4 separate regions of the Homo sapiens genome follow, and regions 1, 3 and 4 are each linked to region 2. A link is a contact called in ENCODE Hi-C or POLR2A ChIA-PET data. All regions are on one chromosome and are shown on one strand. Each heading gives the region's core, a stretch centred on a gene start or an enhancer-like site at or near the end of the contact. The rest is flanking DNA. Distances are from core to core; before and after follow the strand shown.

Evidence for each region. A loop is a pair of places that touch in the nucleus more often than their neighbours do. ChIA-PET counts read pairs that join two places held with the same protein, here RNA polymerase II (POLR2A). Pooled maps may share reads with other maps.
Region 1: a loop to region 2 is called in a map of CD8-positive, alpha-beta T cell, with 20 times the contacts of the local background. The contact joins the promoter of ZNF430 here to the promoter of ZNF682 in region 2. A Hi-C loop is called at or near these places in 2 of 168 maps with a recorded cell type or tissue (CD8-positive, alpha-beta T cell and naive thymus-derived CD4-positive, alpha-beta T cell) and 11 of 50 pooled maps. POLR2A ChIA-PET finds 5 or more read pairs at or near these places in 1 of 52 experiments (CD4-positive, alpha-beta T cell).
Region 3: a pooled map shows a loop between it and region 2 (9-fold over the local background). The contact joins the promoter of NDUFA13 here to the promoter of ZNF682 in region 2. A Hi-C loop is called at or near these places in 9 of 50 pooled maps.
Region 4: a loop to region 2 is called in a map of CD8-positive, alpha-beta T cell, with 7 times the contacts of the local background. The contact joins the promoter of ZNF85 here to the promoter of ZNF682 in region 2. A Hi-C loop is called at or near these places in 2 of 168 maps with a recorded cell type or tissue (CD4-positive, alpha-beta memory T cell and CD8-positive, alpha-beta T cell), 1 of 37 single-sample maps with no recorded cell type and 11 of 50 pooled maps. POLR2A ChIA-PET finds 5 or more read pairs at or near these places in 2 of 52 experiments (HEK293 and activated CD4-positive, alpha-beta T cell).

Annotation. Positions count from the first base shown.
Region 1 is chr19:21,019,378-21,022,370 of GRCh38, reverse strand. It overlaps ZNF430 (zinc finger protein 430), which reads right to left and starts at 1,714. Exons shown (of 5, transcript NM_025189.4): 1 at 1,568-1,714. The coding sequence starts at 1,570. RefSeq lists enhancers at 839-1,430, 1,431-2,024.
Region 2 is chr19:20,038,233-20,041,540 of GRCh38, reverse strand. ZNF682 (zinc finger protein 682) reads left to right here and starts at 2,036. Exons shown (of 4, transcript NM_033196.3): 1 at 2,036-2,198. The coding sequence starts at 2,196. RefSeq lists an enhancer at 1,690-2,266.
Region 3 is chr19:19,514,685-19,518,009 of GRCh38, reverse strand. NDUFA13 (NADH:ubiquinone oxidoreductase subunit A13) reads right to left here and starts at 1,785. Exons shown (of 5, transcript NM_015965.7): 1 at 1,678-1,785. The coding sequence starts at 1,771. TSSK6 (testis specific serine kinase 6) reads left to right here and starts at 2,462. Exons shown (of 1, transcript NM_032037.4): 1 at 2,462-3,325. The coding sequence starts at 2,583. RefSeq lists an enhancer at 1,607-1,886 and a silencer at 2,097-2,216.
Region 4 is chr19:20,921,958-20,924,960 of GRCh38, reverse strand. It overlaps ZNF85 (zinc finger protein 85), which reads right to left and starts at 1,710. Exons shown (of 4, transcript NM_003429.5): 1 at 1,558-1,710. The coding sequence starts at 1,560.

The DNA of each region.
Region 1 (2,993 bases), core at 465-2,964, 980 kb before region 2:
AAGTTGGCATTTGGGAACGCCAGAAAGAACTGGAAATTTAGTATCTTACTGCAAGCCAGAGTGAGGCTGGAGAAATGGGGGACGGGGGTTAGACTTAAGACCCTGCTTGGGACACAGGTGAAAAATGCAGCAGAAAATCAGTTCCCCGTGGAGTGTGAAAATAATTGAGTGGCAGGCAATTAGACTGAGGTGTCTCTAGACCCTGGGTTCCTACTTTTAAAAAGATCTAACGTGGCTGGGCGTGATAGCTCACGCCTGTAATCCCAGCATTTTGGGAGGCCAAGGCAGGCGGATCACCTGAGGTCAAGAGTTCGAGGCCAGCCAGGCCAACATGGTGAAACCCCGTCTCTACTAAAAGTACAAAAATTAGCTGGGCAGGGTGGCAGGCGCTTGTAATTCCAGCTACTCAAAAGGCTGAGGCAGGAGAAGCTTGAACACAGGCAGCGGCAGAAGTTGTAGTGAGCCGAGATTGTGCCACTGCACTCCAGCCTGGGCGACAAGAGCGAGACTCCATCTCAAAAAAAAAAAAAAAAAAAAAAAAAAAAAATCTAACTCAGGCGCATCGTTTTGAAAATTACTACATTGAAAGACACAAAATTCAGGCTTAATCAACTGTATACTGCCAATTAAGGTCTGATTACACAACCAGAAAATTTTCACCTTTATTGTACAAACTAAGAAACTACATAACGGTACCTAACCAATTACTGAATTTGGCTTTCTTCATCATGCACCTTATAAAAGTCTTTCCTTCAAGCCCCGCCATGAACAACAAATTACAAACCACAGCTGGGTGCTCAACAGTTTTTTAATCACTCTTTGATTAATTTCTTTAATATTTTTGTGGTGACTTCTGTACATTTTTTTTTTCCGAGACGGAGTCTTGCTCTGTTACACAGGCTGTAGTGCAGTGGCGCTATCTCGGCTCACTGCAATCTCCACCTCCCAGGTTCAAGTGATTCTCCTGCCTCAGTCTCCCAAGTAGCTGGGACTACAGGCGTGTACCACCATGCCCGGCAAATTTTTGTATTTTTAGTAAAGACGGGGTTTCACTATGCTGGCCAGGCTGGTCTTGAACTCTCCTGACTTAGTGATGCGCCCGCCTCGGCCTCCCAAAGTACTGGGATTACAGACGTGAGCCACCCCTCCCGGTCTGTACATTTTTAATAGGAGAAAAGAGGAACTAGGAACCCAGGACCAAAGTTCTTCCCATTCATGAACTCGCACCCCAAGTCAGGATTCTCCCGTGACGATTCTCCCGTGACGATCCTCCCGTGGTCCCTGCACAGTCTGGGAGAGACGCGGCGCTGCGGATGCAGAGCTGCCCAGAGAGGGCTCCAGGCCAGGGCACAGTCACTGCGCAAGGAAGAGACGGGACGTGCTGGGGCCCGCCTGTCAGCGCAGCCGCCATCTTAAGGCTGATGGGGACTGAGGCCCAGCTGGGCAAGAACTCGGGGCGCAGATTGTGCAGCTGACTGCCGGGAGGCCTGAGTCCCGCCACAGCCACTTCCCACCCATTACAACCAGCCCCTCCCCTCTCTGGGGATGTCGGACCCGGCACTCTCACCATTTCTAGGCTTCCAGGGGTTCCTGGCGTCTTAGCTGTAGATCTCCCAATACCTGCGGGTCACAGGGCCACAGAGCCTGGACCTCTAGGAGCAGAGGACACAGAGCGCTGAAGACGAGACCTGGAGCTCAGGCCACAGCGAGGGACAAAGGCCCCGCCAAACCCGGAAGCCGCCCTGTCCGCTTCACCTGCGTGCCTGATTGGACGGTTCCCTGCCTAGCGTCTCTGATTGGATAACATTTAAATCCCCGCCCCCTCAGGCCATGATTGACGGAAGATGTGATGAGATGCGGGGCTGAAAGAAGAGTGACAGCTTGGGCTGCATCCTTCTCTGACAGGGCTTCCTCCCTGAGCTGAGCCAGGCCCACCCCAGAGGTTATTTGCATTTAACCTTGTGTGTAAGGTCATATGCATTTATAAATAATATATGGGGCCGGTCACGGTGGCTCACGCCCGTAATCCCAACATTTTGGAAGGCTGAAGCGGGCAGATGACCTGAGGTCGGGAGTTAGAGACCAGCCTGACCAACATGGAGAAACCCAGTCTTTATAAAAAATATAAAATTAGCGGGTTGTGGTGGCCCATGTGTGTTATCCCAGGTACTCGGGAGGCTGAGGCAGGAGAACCGCTTGAACCTGGGAGGCGGAGGTTGCGGTGAGCCGAGATTGTGCCATTGCACTCCAGCCTGGGCAACAAGAGCACAACTCTGTCTAAAATATATATATATATATATATATATATATTTATTTATATATATTTATTTATATATATTTTTATATATTTATTTATATATATTTTATATATTTATATATGTATTTATTTATATATTTATATATTTATATATTTATTTATATATATTTATATATATTTATTTATATATATTTATATATATTTATTTATATATATTTGTATATATTTATTTATATATATATTTATATATATTTATATATTTATTTATGTATTTATATACATTTATATATATTTATATATATTTATATTTATATAATTATATATATTTATATATTTATATATATTTATATATATATTTATATATTTATATATATTTATATTTATATACTTATATATATTTATATATTTATATATATTTATATATATTTATATATTTATATATATTTATATATTTATATATATTTATATATAAATATTTATATATTTATATATATATATTTATATATTTATATATTTATATATATATATTTATATATTTATATATATTTATATTTATATATTTATATATTTATATTTATATATTTATATGTATATATTTATATATATTTATATTTATATTTATATATTTATATTTATATATATTTTTTATATTTATATTTTTATATATTTTTATATATTTATATATTATACATATTTATATTTATATATATTTATGTTTTTATATATATTTATATTT
Region 2 (3,308 bases), core at 787-3,286:
TTTTTGGGATGTGATTTTGTTTTCAGCAAGGTTCTCCCCTGAGAATGATGCTCACCGGGACCAGGGCACACAGCACAGTGCCCTGTGCATAGTATACACTGAGCACACATGGAACCAGGTTCAATCAGGAACAAAGCGAGTAGCAGAGGTTGGTTCTGCAAAGTATAGTAAGTGGGAAATGAGTTAAGATTGTAAGGTCACAACTCAGCAGCAAACGTTTTTACATGCATTTGAAAAACCATTTATAACTAATTCATCAAAACTGTTGATGAAGGCCAGGTGCGGTAGGTCACACCTGTAATTCCAGCACTTTGGGAGGCCGAGGCGGGTGGATCACGAGGTCGAGAGATCGTGACCATCCTGGCCAACATGGTGAAACCCTGTCTGTACTAAAAATACAAAAAGTTAGCGGGCGTGGTGGCAAGCGCCTGTAATCCCACCTACTTGGGAGGCTGAGGCAGGAGAATCGCTTGAACCCGGGAGGCGGAGGTTGCAGTGAGCCGAGACCGCACCATTGAACTCCAGGATGGGCAAAAAGAGCAAAACTCTATCTCAAAAAAAAAAAAGAAAAAGCTGTTGGTGAAAAGCAGTAGTTTGGGTACTTGGCTACACACTGTAATCACCCTGAGAGCTTTAAACCATATTGTTGCCCAGATCCAACTCCAAGGATTCTAATTTAATTGGTCTGTTGCAACTTGGGCTTCAGGGATTTTAAGTTTACATCCTGCCCCGCCCCTCCAGTCATTCTCCACACCCCCCGCCGCCACCACCACCCTCCCCACGAAGTCTCACTCTGCAATGGCGCGATCTCGACTCACTGCAACCTCCGCCTCCCACGTTCAAGCCATTCTCCTGCCTCAGCCTCCCGAGTAGCTGGGATTACAGGCGTGTGCCACCATGCCCGGCTAATTTTTGTATTTTTAGTAGAGATGGGGGTTTCACCATGTTGGCCAGGCTGGTCTCGAACTCCTGACCTCAGGTGATACGCCCGTCTCGGCCTCCCAAAATGCTGAGATTATAGGCGTGAACCACCGCTCCCAACCCCGCAGGTGATTTTTATTTGCCAGGGGTAAGAAGCACTGGATCTGATGAAGAATGCATTAGCTGTGAGTGATTTTCATGTATGCTGCCGGGATTTGCCCCATGGCAACTCTGGAGACTGGGGTTTTAGAAAACATCCTTGCCCTGTTAAAAATTAGAAGATGACTTCAAGACATACTCAGCTGCTTGGCTAAATTGCAGAAAGAGAAAATGCCTTCTTCAGAGATCTTTTTTTTTTTAAACTTGGTTTCACTCTGTCACCCCGGCTGTAGTGCAATGGTGTGATCGTGGCTCACTGCAGTCTTGGTCTCCCAGGGTCAAGTGATCCTCCCGCCTCAGCCTTCTGAGTAGCTAGGACTGCAGGCGTGCACCACCAGACTTGGCTAAATTTTTAATTATTTTTTGTAGAGATGGGATCATCGCTATGTTGCCCGGGCTGGTCTTAAAACTCCTGGCCTCAAGTGATGCTCCCGCCTCAGCCTCCCTAGTTGCTAGAACTACAGGCACAGGCTACCACGCCTGGTTTCTTTTTTAAAATGTGGCTACTAGAAAATGTAAAATTCATATGTGCTTCACAGTTTATTTCTTAGAGAATTGCCTCCCTTGCGACATCTTAGGCTGCCTGCTCAAAAGACTGGAGGCTAGGAAAATGATGAAATCTGAGATTTTAAAATAATTGTCATTATATTGTTTCCATTTGTGAATAACATATGTATACTATTCACAAATAAAGATAACTTTATATACAAAGTTAAATGCAAATGTTCCCCAGGAAGGGCCAGTTTCCAATTCAGGAAGGAAGCGCGCCAGAAAAGGGTTCAGGAAAAACCTGTAACTCTTGCCTTATTCAACACATTCTCAGATCACGCCTCCTGTCACTCATGACCTGAGGGGGCGGGGCATGGAACTGTATCCAATCATGGGCGCTAGAGTGGGAACTGTCCAATCAGGTGCGCAGCCAAGGTAGAGGGGGCGGTGTCCTGGAGCTGGCGGGGCCTTTGTCTCGCTCCAGCCAGAGCTCAGGGTCCATCTTCATTGCTTAGTATCCTCTGCTCTAGTAGTTCCCGGTGACTGTCGCAGCCTCTGTTGCCCTCTGACTTGCAGATGCTGTGAGATCCAGAGCTAAGACTCCACGACATCCCGGAAGCCGAAAAATGGTGAGTGTGCCAGGCCGCGCATCCCGAGGTGGGGGCAGGGCTGGTTGAAACCGGCCGGAACCGGCAGTGACGGGACTGGGGCCTCCCAGCTGTCAGCTCCGGAGTCTGCGGACTGGAGTCCCCGGCAGGCACAGCTCGGCCGTCGATCACCTCCGGGCACAGGATGCGAGGTGGGCCAGCAGCCGGGACCCTGGGCGGGCATCCCGTTCCGTTCTCCCGCTTCCCGCCCGGAGCCCACCCTGGGAAGAGCCGCGCGCGTTCTTGCGTCTGCCCCGACTGCGGGGACAATGGAAGCGTCCTCAGGGCAGAGTCCAGACCCCGTGTGTGGTTTGTGCGTGGGAAGTGCTGTGATCCCGGGGGTCCTCAGTCTTTTCCTTCTCCTGTTTAAAAACTATGGGAGTCACCTTTAAAATGTTGAAAACTTATTGAAGTTAACAGTGATTTATGCTCAGAGAGCACCCAGCCACGGTTTGTGGTTGGGGGTCCAGCCGAAGAGCTTGAAGGAAAGTTTTTTATAAAGTGCAGGATGAAGCAAACCGAATTCAGTAACTGACTCGTTCCAGTTATGTAGTCATCTTATTTAGACTATTCAGGTTGTCATTGCCTGGTTATGTAATCAGAAGTTAATTGAAGGTTTGTGGTTGCTTAAATCTGAAAAATCTGAATTTTGTTTCCCCCTAAGGTAGCAATTTACAAGAAATGTATTTGCCTTTGATTTTTTTTTTTTTTAATGTAGGAACTCAGGGTACTAGAGCCACCTCAGTCTAACTGCCTGCTATTTATTTAACACTCCACAGAAGTGGTTTTCTCTTGGATTTTCCAAATGTGTGACAAACAGAATCTCAAAGCTACCACTCTGTTGCCCCAGCCTAACTCTGACTTGCAGTTGAATTTTAAATTTTCAGTTCTTTCCTGACATTCTTCAACACCAACTTCCCCTCTCTAATTCACAACATTATCAACTATTAGTCCTTTTTTGTACATTTCAGACACAGTATTTTGATTGATCATTATTTCAAAGAGCAGCGGATGGCACTTTTTAGAAAAAGAATTGTTTTTCATTTGCAAACATTTTACAGGAGATGAAAGCAGAGAATAATCCCAACACTC
Region 3 (3,325 bases), core at 536-3,035, 520 kb after region 2:
CCACCTGGCTCACAGGCAATCTGTTTTTGTAGAGCCCCCAGGCTAAGAACACTTTCCATTTGTAAATGGTTGTCTCAGTAACTGAAACTTTCTGGCCAGCCAAACCCAAAATACTTGTCATCTGTCCCTTTTATAGAAAAAGTCTGCCAATCTCAGTTCTGGGATACAAGAAAAACAAGAGGAGGTTGGCCGCGGTGGCTCATGCCTGTAATTCCAGCACTTTGGGAGGCTGAGGCTGGAGGATCACTTGAGCCCAGGAGTTTGAGACCAGCCTGGTCAACATAGCTGCACCCTGTCTCTACAAAAAGTAGAAATAAAAAATAAAAAAACCAAGAAGGGGCTGGGGAGGACTTTTCACCTCACACTGATTTTTCTACTGTCTGAATTATTACGTTTTTAATTACCATGCTCATTTTTGTGTGTGTGTTAAAATTGAGGAATAATGTGCATAACATGTAATTTAAATGTAAAGTTTGATTTGTTAAGAGACATGCATTCTGCCGAGCACGGTAGCTCATGCCGATAGTCCCATCACTTTGGGAAGCCGAGGTGGGTGGATCACTTGAGCCCAGGACTTCGAGACCAGCCTGGGCAAGATGGCGAGATCCCATCTCTATAGAAAATACAGAAAGCTGGGCGCATGCTTGTAATCCCAGCTTCTCAGGAGGCTGGGGTGGGAGGATGGCTTGAGCCCAGGAGGCGGAGGTTGCCAAGAAATCACTCCAGCCCAGGCAACAGAACCATACCGTCTTAAAAAAAAAAAAAGAAATGTATGTATTCACTCTTAGATTACGTTTAAAAGTTTCTATTTGTCTGTTAACCTGGGGACTGAGTATGGGCGCCTTTTAAGTTCTCTTTTTCAATTTTCTGTGCTGAGCCCGATAACAAAATTTAACGTGTTACTTAAACATTTGAAAACTTTACGCCGGGCATGGTGGCTCACGCCTGTAATCCCAGCACTTTGGGAGGCCGAGGTGGGCGGATCATCCGAGGTTGGGAGTTCGAGACCACCCTGACCAACATGGAGAAACCCCGTCTCTACTAAAAACACAAAGTTAGCCAGGCGTTGTGGCACATGCCTGTAATCCCAGCTACTCAGGAGGCTGAGGCAAGAGAATCGCTTGAACCCAGGAGGCGGAGGTTGCGGTGAGCCGAGATGGCGCCATTGCACTCCAGCCTGGGCAACAAGAGCAAAACTCCGTCTCAAAAAAAAAAAATTGAAAATTTAAAGAATATGGATTCCTGTGACACCATGCAGGCGGGGGCTGCCAGCAGGGAACCACTGCATAGAACATCTTGTAAATTCCCTCCAGGTTCCGGGTTGCGGCCTCAGCTTTGCCTTGGGGAGCCGCGGCCTTCTTTGGGCCTCAGTTTCCCCATCTTAGAAATCCAAGGGTGGCTGAGGGCCAGAGCACAGGCTATGACTCAGTTTAACCCACTGTAAAACGTAAATAACTAGAGGGACCGATTTCCTGGGCTGTTACGAGAAGGAAGAGGAGCTGGGAAAGACCTCAACAAACTGCAGCACTTAGCGTTATTACAGAAGCTATGATGGATCCCCGGGCTCCGCCTCCGGTCACACCGCCGGGAAAACTGAGGCCCGCCTGTGTCCCCGGAACCCCGCCCCCGAGCCCCGAGTGCCCAGACTCTGAGACCCCGGCGCAGAGTGATACTGACCCGACAGTCCTCGACGCGGCAAGTTCCGTTTGTAGTCGATGGGCCCATAGCCCCCCGGCGGAGGCATGTCCTGCTTCACCTTTGACGCCGCCATACTCGCAGTATCCCACACTTCCGGTCCCGGGCGGAAGTGACTTACTGCCACCGCCATGATGAGTGTGGCGGAAGCACTTGAGATGGTCCGCGGCACGGCTAGGAAGTCCCGGACAGTAGTGTAACTATCCGACCGCGCGGGAAAGCTCTGGCGGCGGACCCTGGGTAGGAATGCGCTGCCGGGCTGCAGCTGAGGGGTCTTTACTCCTCTTTTGCCCAGACAGGGCGTGACTCGCCTTGGTTCTTGCATTATAGGCCCTCGCGTTCACCTTGCCTCTGGGGTGTTGCGCAGGCCAGTCAGAAACTCCGAGCTCTCAAAGGAGCCAGGTGCCCCAGTTAAGGCCCCTTTTCCCGTTTTCGCCCCGTCTAGGGACTCTACGCGAAGCCCAGGGCTCCACGTAGTCACGGGCTGGGTACATGATGTTGGGGGGCAGCTGCTGCTCGAAGTCGGACTCACCCCAATCCCTGGAACGGATTCTGCTCCCTGGTGGTGATGGGTATCCCTTGCTAGTGGCCTCTCATCGGAAACTGACCATTCAGGATGATTATGAGTCACAAAGCAGGGAGGCTAGGGTGGCCCCGGGGCGGGGTCCCGGACCCCCACCCTAAGGCGGAGTGACGCCCGCAGTCACTTCACAAGGCAAAAATTGTTACGGGGCAATAAAAGGCACAACAGCGGCCAATGTCTGGCAGTGGGCACATGGGGGTGCGGGGGTGTAGGTGCCAAGCGCCATGGCTTAGACCCGAGATTGGAGTCCGGCCGCCCCCCGACAGCAGCCGCCTCCTGCCCCCCGTGCGCCCTAGGCGCCACCATGTCGGGAGACAAACTTCTGAGCGAACTCGGTTATAAGCTGGGCCGCACAATTGGAGAGGGCAGCTACTCCAAGGTGAAGGTGGCCACATCCAAGAAGTACAAGGGTACCGTGGCCATCAAGGTGGTGGACCGGCGGCGAGCGCCCCCGGACTTCGTCAACAAGTTCCTGCCGCGAGAGCTGTCCATCCTGCGGGGCGTGCGACACCCGCACATCGTGCACGTCTTCGAGTTCATCGAGGTGTGCAACGGGAAACTGTACATCGTGATGGAAGCGGCCGCCACCGACCTGCTGCAAGCCGTGCAGCGCAACGGGCGCATCCCCGGAGTTCAGGCGCGCGACCTCTTTGCGCAGATCGCCGGCGCCGTGCGCTACCTGCACGATCATCACCTGGTGCACCGCGACCTCAAGTGCGAAAACGTGCTGCTGAGCCCGGACGAGCGCCGCGTCAAGCTCACCGACTTCGGCTTCGGCCGCCAGGCCCATGGCTACCCAGACCTGAGCACCACCTACTGCGGCTCAGCCGCCTACGCGTCACCCGAGGTGCTCCTGGGCATCCCCTACGACCCCAAGAAGTACGATGTGTGGAGCATGGGCGTCGTGCTCTACGTCATGGTCACCGGGTGCATGCCCTTCGACGACTCGGACATCGCCGGCCTGCCCCGGCGCCAGAAACGCGGCGTGCTCTATCCCGAAGGCCTCGAGCTGTCCGAGCGCTGCAAGGCCCTGATCGCCGAGCTGCT
Region 4 (3,003 bases), core at 461-2,960, 880 kb before region 2:
CAGTACTGAAAACCCAGGACCAGGAAAAAACTGAAGAGTGGCTGATGACCCATCACACCATAAAGTCTCCAAACGGAAACCTTGACCCACCAATATTCTGATAAGAACTCTGTGCCTAGGGAAGATAAAAGGAAAAGAGACACAGAGATTTTTTTACAATATGGTGTCAGGGATTATTATTCACTTTCTTCTCATGGGAAATATTTACAAACAGAAGACAATTTTTTAAATAGTGCCATCCAATGTTTTGTGGAAGAATTATTAATTGAAATATAAAATGTACAATAAAGGACAAATAATTGATAATGTGTATCAGAGAGGGGAAGGTGGCATTTGGGAATGTCAATGACACTGGAAATTTAGTATTTTACTGTAAATCAGAGTTAATCTGGAAGAACAGGGAGTAAGAAGTAGACTTGAGACCCTGCTTGAGACATATGTGAAAAATGCAGGGGAAAAGAAGTCCCCTGTGGACTGTGAAAATGATTCAGTGGCAGGCAATTAGACTGAGGTGGCTCTAGTCCCTGGGGTCCTCCTTTTTAAAAAAATCTAACTAAAATTTCATTTTTTAGTAAATTACCACATCGGGGAAAACAAAATTCAGGCTTAACCAACTATAAACTGCCAATTAAATTCTGATCACATAACCAGAAAATTGCCAACACGATCGTACAAATTAAGAGACTATATAACTGTACCTAACCAATTACTAATTTGATTTTTTTATCATGCACCTTATAAAAGTCTTTTATTCAAGCTCCTCCCATGGACCACAAACTACAAACCATAGCTGAGTGCTCTACAATACTTGAACCACTTTTTAAGTTCTTTAATATTTTTGCGGTGACTCCTATACATCTTTTTTTTTTTTTTTTGAGACGGAGTTTCACTCTTATTGCCCAGGCTGGAGTGCAGTGGCGCGATGTAGGCTCACTGCAACCTCCGCCTCCCGGGTTCAAGCGATTCTCCTGCCTCAAACTCCTGAGTAGCTGGGATTGCAGGCGCGCGCCACGACGCCCGGCTAATTTTTGTATTTTTAAAAATTGAGACGGGGTTTCACCATGTTGGCCAGGATGGTCTTGAACTCCTGACCTCAGATGATCCGCCCGCCTCGGCTTCCCAAAGTGCTGAAATTACAGGCGTGAGCCACCACGCCCGTCCCCCCATACATTTTTAACAGAAAAAAAGAGGAACTGGGAACCCCACAGCCCAAAGCTCTTTCATGAACCCGCACCCCGAGTCAGGATTCTCCCCTGACAACCCTCCCGTGGTCCCTGCTCAATCTGGGAGAGACGCGGTGCTGCGAATGCAGAGCTGCCCAGAGAGGGCTCCAGTCCAGGGCACAGTCACTGCGCAGGGAAGAGACAGGACGCCCGGGCCGGCTGTCAGCGCAGCCGCCATCTTATGGCTGGAGGAACTGGGGCCGAGCTGGGCAAAAAGAACTGGAGCGCAGATTGTGGAGCTGACTACAGGGAGGCCTGAGTCCCGCCACAGCCGCTTCCCACCGGTTTCAACCAACCCCTTTCCCCCTCGGGATGGCGGACCTGGCACTCTCACCATTTCTAGGCTTCCAGGGGGTCCCGGCGTCTTAGCTGTGGATCTCCCAATACCTGCAGGCCACAGGGCCACAGAGGCTGGGCGTCCACGAGCAGAAAACACAAAGCAGGGAAAACAAGACCTAGAGCTCAGGCTGCAGCGAGAGACAAAGGCCCCGCCACATCCCGGAAGCCGCCCTATCCGCACCAGCTGCGTTCCTGATTGGACGGTTCCCAGCCCAGCGTCTCTGATTGGATGATATTTAAGGCACCTTCTTTTCAGGCCCTGAGTGACAGAAGATGTGATCAGATGCTGGGCTGAAAGAAGAGCGAGTGACAGCCTAGGCTGCAGCCTTTTCAGACAGGGCTTCCTTCCTGAGCTGAGCCAGGCTCACACCAGAGAGTATTTGCCCTTACCTTGTGTATCAATTTATATGCATTCAAAAATAATATATTATATGGCTATTCACAAATGAACAAAGTATAACAACAATTGTTCTAAAATTTTAGATTTTATGACCTTCCTGTATTCTGGTCCTTTGAACAGGCAATCCTCTGAAATAAAATGTGAGTCACAGGTGAATTTTAAATTTTCTAGTAGCCAAACTTTAAAAAGAAAGAAGAAACAAGTGGAATTGATTGTAGCAATTTATTTAACCCAATATATTCAAAATATTTTCATTTTAATATGTGAGCAATATGTAATTATTAATGAAATATAAATACATTTGAAACAAAATCTTTGAAACTAATTCTGTATTTTACCTTTCTAGCACATCGCAGTTCAGACCAGCCACATTCCAGGCACCCAGGAGCCACACATGGCCAATAGCTGCCACATTGAAGTACAGCTGTGATGTCAGTGGGGGTGGAGGGCCTGAACACCCCTTTTCTGCCACAGGTGAGGGGACAGCCTCTATTTATCAACGTCTCTTTTCAGTTCCGAGGGTGAAACAAATAGTGGCTATAGAAAAAGCTGATGGCAGCAGGAATAAATCACAGGTAAACCACTGCTTACCACCTGTTGCCCATCTTTCTTTCAGAGATCAGACAGTGAGCAAAGGATGATGGGCCACAGGAGAAAAAAAACTATGTCTTCAGATCTGTTCACAGTCTTGACCTTTAATGTTTACATAGGAAGAAAATAGATTAAAGGCAAACTTATTTTGCTATTTGACCTCGACTCTAATGTTCAGGCTGTGGTTACCTGTTTTCTTCTGTGGTGTGGGAAACTGAGTGAATATAAGCACAATCACATGCATACATGTCCACATGTATTTCGGCATTTCTTTTTTTTGAGATGGAGTTTCACTCTTGTTGCCCAGGCTAAAGCGCAATGGTGTGGTCTTGGCTCACTGCAACCTCTGCCTCCTGGGTTCAAGCAATTCTCCTACCTCAGCCTCCCGAGTAGCTGGGATTACAGGCATGCACTACCACGCCCGGCTAATTTTTTGTACTTTTAGTAGAG